Linked DNA regions of Homo sapiens: region 2 is linked to region 1. A link is a contact called in ENCODE Hi-C or POLR2A ChIA-PET data. All regions are on one chromosome and are shown on one strand. Each heading gives the region's core, a stretch centred on a gene start or an enhancer-like site at or near the end of the contact. The rest is flanking DNA. Distances are from core to core; before and after follow the strand shown.

Evidence for each region. A loop is a pair of places that touch in the nucleus more often than their neighbours do. ChIA-PET counts read pairs that join two places held with the same protein, here RNA polymerase II (POLR2A). Pooled maps may share reads with other maps.
Region 2: a pooled map shows a loop between it and region 1 (20-fold over the local background). The contact joins the promoter of SCAF1 here to the promoter of KMT5C in region 1. A Hi-C loop is called at or near these places in 6 of 50 pooled maps. POLR2A ChIA-PET finds 5 or more read pairs at or near these places in 2 of 52 experiments (MCF 10A and PC-9).

Annotation. Positions count from the first base shown.
Region 1 is chr19:55,338,320-55,341,774 of GRCh38, forward strand. It overlaps KMT5C (lysine methyltransferase 5C), which reads left to right and starts at 1,557. Exons shown (of 9, transcript NM_032701.4): 1 at 1,557-1,638. RefSeq lists enhancers at 1-475, 476-1,249, 1,559-1,628 and silencers at 1,649-1,708, 2,954-3,133.
Region 2 is chr19:49,640,490-49,643,944 of GRCh38, forward strand. It overlaps SCAF1 (SR-related CTD associated factor 1), which reads left to right and starts at 1,720. Exons shown (of 11, transcript NM_021228.3): 1 at 1,720-1,753. RefSeq lists enhancers at 1-170, 171-840, 841-1,510, 1,051-1,150, 1,261-1,610 and a silencer at 1,641-1,930.

The DNA.
Region 1 (3,455 bases), core at 307-2,806:
CAACAAGAGGGAACTCTGTCTAAAAAAAAATTAGCCAGGGGTGGTAGTGCATGCCTGTAATCCCAGCTACTTGGGAGGCTGAGGCAGGAGAATCGTTTGAACCTGGGAAGCAGAGGCTGCAGTGAGCCGAGATCACTCCACTGCACTCTAGCCTGGGCGAGAGAGCGATACTCTGTCTCTGTCTCTCTCTCTCTCTCTCTCTCTCTCTCTCTCTCTCTCTCTCTCTCTCTCTCACACACACACACACACACACACACACACACACCAAAACACCAAAAACAGCACACCAAAACAGCACCTACTCTGTGGCATGCATTGTTTTAAGTGCCCACGATCTATAGCTGTACAGTGGAGCGCATGTCTGACAGTGATCCTATATGTGTAGACACACAAGCGCCTACATTGTGTTACCGGACAGTAACATGCTGCACAGCTGTGTGGCCCAGGAGCCGCCGGCCACCTTACAGCCCAGGTGCCAGCAGCCCTGCCACGTAGGTGTGAGTGATGTTGCTCTAGGATGCTGGCAGGATGACGACATCGCCTGAGCACGCACTGCCCAGATGGTATCAGTGTCGTTAAGGGAAGAATGGCTGTGGCGAAACAAACAAACAAGCAAACAAAGACCGCCTGTTCTGAGTGTGGAGCTTATTATTCTCGGCGTAATTATGATGAATTGTTAGTTACGTTTGCCTCTAGGATTGAGGTAGGGGGGGTGATCCCAATTAGGGGGTGCCCCAGGGGAGCGCCCCAGGAGTCAGGGCTTGTCTCAAAAGTCCCCACTCCTCCCTCAGCCTCCCCTCCCTCCATCCGACCCCGTTCATATCGCGGGAAGGTCCCACAGAGTGCGTGTGGATACTCCCAAAACGCAACGGTGTAAACGGGGAGGGAGGGAGAGAGACTGAGGAGCCCTTTGTAGCCAGGCAGAGCTGTCAATAAAGTTTCGTCGCCTTGGTAACCGCAGGCCTCGCGGGGCGGGAGGGGAGAGGGATGGCGGTGCGCGCGCATTCACCGCCTCCCTCCCGCCGGGTCTGGCTTTCTCCCTCCTGTGGCCGAAGCTTTCCTCGGAGAAATAGAAGAGGGAGGCCGCGACTCTATGGTGATGGACGGAGGCCTTACCCAATGGAAAGAGGAGCTGTCCCAAGGCCAGGCAATCATATACGACTACTGGAGCTGGCAGAGCCCGCCCTCTTTCCACTTGGACCTGAATAACCCGACCCAAACCGAGTTTCGCCCGGAGAGACTGCGCTTTCGGCCAATGAGTGCGTCGATTTCGAGCCCCAGTGTGAGCGAAGGCGGGACAAGTCTCCATGGCAGCGACTAAAGGACAGCGATGTGAACCACTGACAACAGTTCGCGGCGTTTGACGGCGGCGGGGGCGTGGCGGGGTTTTATCTGTGTATTGACGAGAGCCGGGCGCGGAGGGAAAGAGTGGGGCTTGGCCAATGGGAGCGCCGTGAGCTTCGTAGCAACGGAGGAGTGGCGGTGGCTGTGGCCAATAGAAAGCCTCAGTGGCCTTGGCGGGGCTGGCCCGGAGAGCAGATGGGAGGTGCGGCGACAGTGTTTGACGAGAGCCGAAGGAGGCTGTGGGAGGTGTTGGCGGCGGCGGCGCGGGCGCCTGAGGAGGAGGAGGAGAAGCGGGTGAGGGGCGGCGCGGGGCCCGATCTCTGAGCCCCTTCACGGCCCCAGCCCCGCGCCGCCTTGGCTCCCCAGTCGCCCCCTGCCCCGACTGCCCCCCACCCCGCCCGGCCCCTCCTCGTGTCCAGGCGCCCACGTCTCCCGGCCCCTCGCCGGGCCTCGGGCTCCGCGGCACTGCAGCCTCCTTCCTGTGCTTCCTCACCCGGGCCCTGACCCCCTTCTTACGTCCACGGCCCTCCCTGCATCCTCAGGGCCTCTCCCTGACCTCTTGTCACTCTCCAGGCCTCTCCCTGCACCCCCCAGGGCCTTTCCCTGACCTCACCCTCCAGGCCTCTCCCTGCACCCCCAGGTCTCTCCCTGCACCCTCAGGGCCTCTCCCTGACCCTTCTCTCACCCCCGGGACCTCCCTGCACTCCCAGGGCCAATCCCCGACCTCCTCTCACCCTCCAGGCCTCCTTCTGGACCCTCTAGGTCTTTCTGTGCCCTAGAACCTCTCCCTGACCCCTCTGTCCCTCTCCTGGCACTCCCTGGACCCTGAGGTCGGCCTCTGACCCTCCAGGTCCCTTGCCCTGGGCTCTCACCGCCTACCCAGGCGCCTCCCTGGGTCCCCAGGCCCTTCCCTAGGGTCTCCCTTTCCTGGATCCCCCAGGACCCCACCAAGCCCGTTTGGATCCCTGGGCCCCTGTCCGCCCTCTCAGGCCCTTCACTCACTGGACACCCAGGATCTTCTCCGCCATCCCTGGACCGCCCCCCGACCCAGGTCTCCCGTCTGGCTCCTCCCTGAGTCCCTAGGCCATTCCCCGCTCTCTGTCCTCCCTGGCACCCCCATCCCTTCCTCACACCCCTCTGAGCGCCCCCAGGCCCGGCTGCAGCCTTCTCCCTCCCACAGCCCCCTGCCGTGCCCACCGCTGTGCGTTTCTCTCCTTGCCCCCAGCCCCCTCTCCAGCTTCCCCGCTGTCCCTGGCGTCCTCCTGCAGCGCCCCCTCTTTCTCTCCCGCAGCCTCGCAGTCTGTCCCCGACCCCTCCACAGCCGTCTCTGCAGCTCCCGCTCCTTGCCCTGCCCCATCTCCTCCTCTCCTGGGCGCGGATGAGCCTCGAGCGCCGTGGTGCGGGGACGAGGCTGGCCCTCCGTCCGGGTTAGGGGTTTGGGTGGTTTTCTTCATCTCTCCGTTCTCTCCTGGCTCCGCTTTAAAAAAATGTTTTTGTAAATATTGACCTGTGCTGCCTCCCCATAGTCTTCCTTTGCTCCCCTCCCCACCCCCGCTTTTGTCCTCTGAGCCCCCCTCCCCTGGAATCCTTGGAGAGGGAGCAGGTGCTGGGATCCCTCCCCTGCCCTCCCTCCCGTCACCCGCCTCCAGGCTGCCTGGGGCTTCACCCGGAGCCTCCTGACCACTCCCGAAGGCTGCCGGGGAGGCAGGGGGCGGAGACCGAGGCTGGGTCGAGGTGGGGGTGGAGGGCGGGACCTCGGGCTGGCGGGAAGCTTTGACTTTTCCTCCTTGAGGGCTAGAGGTGAAGCGGCTCCCCACGGTGCTAAGCCTTTAGGGTGATCCCGGCTGCCAATCAGTCAGCCTTCTCTGGGCCCAAAGAGATGTGTGTGTGTAGGGGGTCTCTGTACATATGGGCAGGGGCATCTGCGTGTGTCAGTCTGAGTGTGCATGGGTGTGCATGTGGGGGTTGTGTGTTTAGGGGGGATCTGTGTCTGCGCTGCGGAGCAAGAGCAAGAGCTAAGGCGATGGCTGACATGGCTCTGGGCTTTCCCTACTCTCAGAAGTACTTGTTGCATTCCATCTTCGCCAGCGGCCTGGTGAAGTCAGCACTGC
Region 2 (3,455 bases), core at 470-2,969, 5.7 Mb before region 1:
TGCTGCTTGGGGCATCGTCTCCGAGGCCTTAGTATGGTAGGCGGAGCTCGTCGACTCGCGCGCGCGGCCGTATATAGGGCGCTCCGAGGAAGCAGCAGGTTTTGAGGAGTAGCTCCACCTCCCTCCTGGGATCCTAGCCAAGCTTTCGACCCCGGCGTCTGGGTTAGAAGCTAGAGTCTCCGCCCGCTAAGGGACCCAGGCTTCCGGTTCCCGCTGTCCCAGCCAAGCGGAAGACAGACTGGGAGGAGAGTGGGGCCCTAGAGGGGGACAGCAGGGTAACGGGGCAGGGAGGGGCCGTGAGATCACTGCATTCCTAATCCATGAGCCAGCTCGCCCAAGTAGGGATGCCTGGGTCATGAAGAGCCTGGGGCCAGGATTTCTGGGTCTTGAAGGAGAAGGAAGCAGAGGGCCCAGACTCCTGGGTCCTTAGGAGAAAATGGGGCTGGAGATGTGGACTCCTGGGTCCTGGGGAGGAGGGTGTCAGGGAGGAAGGTAGACAGGTTCCTTCGTACTAGGTTCGGTAAAGGAGGGAGCCGGGGGCCTGGACTCTTAGGTCCAGGAATTGGAGAGGCTGGGGACCCAGGATTCTGGATCCGAGCGAGGGCACTGGCTTGGGGGGACCCGAATTCGTATGTGAGAGCTTGAGACCAGGACTAGTCTGGGAGACCGACTCTTGGATCCGAGGAAGGAAGAATCAGACTCCTGAGTCGGAGGGAGGAGGGAAATAGGAGTCTGGACACTGCTCTGAGTGAGAGGATTCGGAATTCAGACTTCTCTGTACTGAACGAGGCGGCTATGGGGTCGGGCTTCTAGGTTCTAAGTTTATTTTTATTTGTTTATTTTTGAGACGGAGTTTCCGTCTTGTAGCCCATGCTGGAGTGCAATGGCGCGATCTTGGCCCACTGCAACCTCCGCTTCCCGGGTTCAAGCGATTCTCCTACCTCAGCCTCCCGAGTAGCTGGGATTACAGGCGTTAGCCACCACGCCAGGCTAATTTTTGTATTTTTAGTAGAGACTGGGTTTCACCATGTTGGTCAGGCTGGTCTTGAACTCCTGATATCAGATGATCCGCCTGCTTCGGCCTCCCAAAGTGCTGGGATTACAGACGTGAGCCACCGCGCCTGGCCTATTTTTATTTTTTTAGAGGCGGGGTCTCCCTATATTGCCTAGGCTGGCTTCTAACTTCTAGGCTCAAGCCATCCTTCCGCCTCAGTCTCCCGAGTGGGACTACGGTGTGCGCCACTGCATCCCGTCTGGTTCTAAATTTAGGGGGGCCTAGAGGATCTGGATTCTGAGAGCCCCAGAATGTGGGCAGCACAACATCCAGCAAGTCGTGCTCACTCCGCCGGACTACAATTCCCTTGCGTCTGTTCTGCCTGGCGCCTCTTACGTCACCTCCTGTTCCGCCACCCTTTCCGCGCGCGCGCAGGGCACTGTGGGGCGTCATCGCGGGCTACCGCGGCCCCGCCCACTTCACCTCTCACCCCATTAGCTGTCCCCGCGCGACAGAGGCGGTGCGCGGACTACGCCTCCCGGCGTGCATCGCGCGGACCCCGCCCCATGTGTCCCATTGGCTTCTGGGAAACCGAGTGCGGTTGCCTTCCCGCCGGCCTTCACGTCGCCGTGCTCGGTACTTGAAATCCCGGCAAGCTCGGCGGCGCTTTAGCTCCGCCTCTCTCCTCCTTTGCTCACGAACCCCGCCCCAGCCCGCCCCGCCCCGCGCCGGGGCCGGAGCCGCAGCCCGAGCGGCGGGGTAAGATGGCGGCGGCAGTCCGGGCCGCGGGGCTCGGGCCTATTGGGGTGGGCGGGGCGGAGTTGGGTCGCTAGTTGTCCCGGGGTCCTCCCCACAAGCCACGGGTCCTAGAGGGCTTCTCGGGGCGGTCTCGGGCCCGGCAGCTGCGGCGAAACCTGGCGCCGAGAGGGGGGCCTTCTCAGGGCCCCGGGACGCATCCGTGGGTTCCTGGGGGCGTCTATGGGGCGTCTCCGAGAGGACTTGGGGCGTCTCTGGGCCTAGACCGAGCCTAAGGCCTGCCCTCCATCACACAGCTGGCCTGGATCGTGTCTGTAGACACTGTAGATTGTCTTTTTGGGCTGACCGGAGGCTAGGGTCTGGTTAGAGGGTTCTGGGGCCATCTTGAGATCTTGAGATATGTCCCAGGGGTGAAGGAGGGTCTGCAAGACCTGAAGAGTATCTTCAGAGCCATCTAGAGGCCTGGGGTATGTCTTTTAGGGCTGGAAAGTGTCTGCATGGGCTGGCCTGAGGATGCAACTGGTCTGCATAAGTCTGGGGCCATTTATCAGGCCTAGAAGGAGTGTTCAAGGGCTAAGAAGTCATTTAGGGCCCCCTAGGGGGTTGGGTTATGCCCACCAGGGAAGGGCGCCAAATATTGAGATGTACTGAGGGTCTGGGGTCTCCAAGGTATGGGTAGTGTCTAATAATGGGTGACAGGAGGCTGGGGGCAGTTAGAAGGACCTGGAACCATCTAGATGGCTTTAATGTGACTGCAGGAATGCAGTTTTGATGCCTGGAGCAAATTCGAATGCCTTTGGGGTCAGAGCAGCTTGTGGCGAATAATAATACGGAAAGAGAATGAGGAAATTTTGCCCAGCTTAGATATACTTGCCCTTCAGACAGTAATTCAAATGAAAAATGTTTTAAGATTCTGCATTACCCTGGGGGTTATTGAGAGAGTTAGAATTAATCTACATTAGTCTGGAAGAGTCTGGAGGGTCATCTAGACCCACTATTACAGTGCTTTTCAAGGGGAAACCTGGGCCATGTTGACCGTGATCTGCATTAAGATACATTTTTTCATTGAGACCTGGTACAGACAGTCATAATGTATTTAACATTATATAACATAATGTATTAACATTAACTCACCTTCCACGAATTGACATTTCCACTTACTACTTGTGCTGTGCTGTGAAGAACTATTTTGTTCTATTTACTTTTTAAAACAAGCTATTTGTGAAGCACTAAACTGGTATATGACCCTGTTGTTGGGGAAACCACTGATCCAGATAGGACCTAGCAGTATCTGCAGAGCATTCTTCTGTTCAGAAGATCTCAGTAGCTGAGGGTGTGTCTGCGAAGCCTGGTGCTTTCTAAATGAGCAAGCAAGCATCTTTGTATACTGCAGAGGGTTTGGGGATCCCTCAGCCTGTAGTCAGCAGATGTTGATTAAGCTTCTGATATGTGACAGTCACTGTTGTAGGTAGCATGTGCTTCCCCGGGAGGTGCTGGAGAGCAGTTCCAGGGCCAGGAACTGGGGCTGAGCTTATTGAGTATTGGTGAAAGAGGCTGGGATGTAATAGACTATCAGGGTTGGGTGTGTCTTAGGAAGTTAGGAATTAGGTGGAGCTGGGAGGCTGAATATGGAGGCTTGGCATGGTTTGAAAATCTATATGGGATCTAGAACAGGACCAGGGCCTTGTCTTTGCAGGCATGCTGT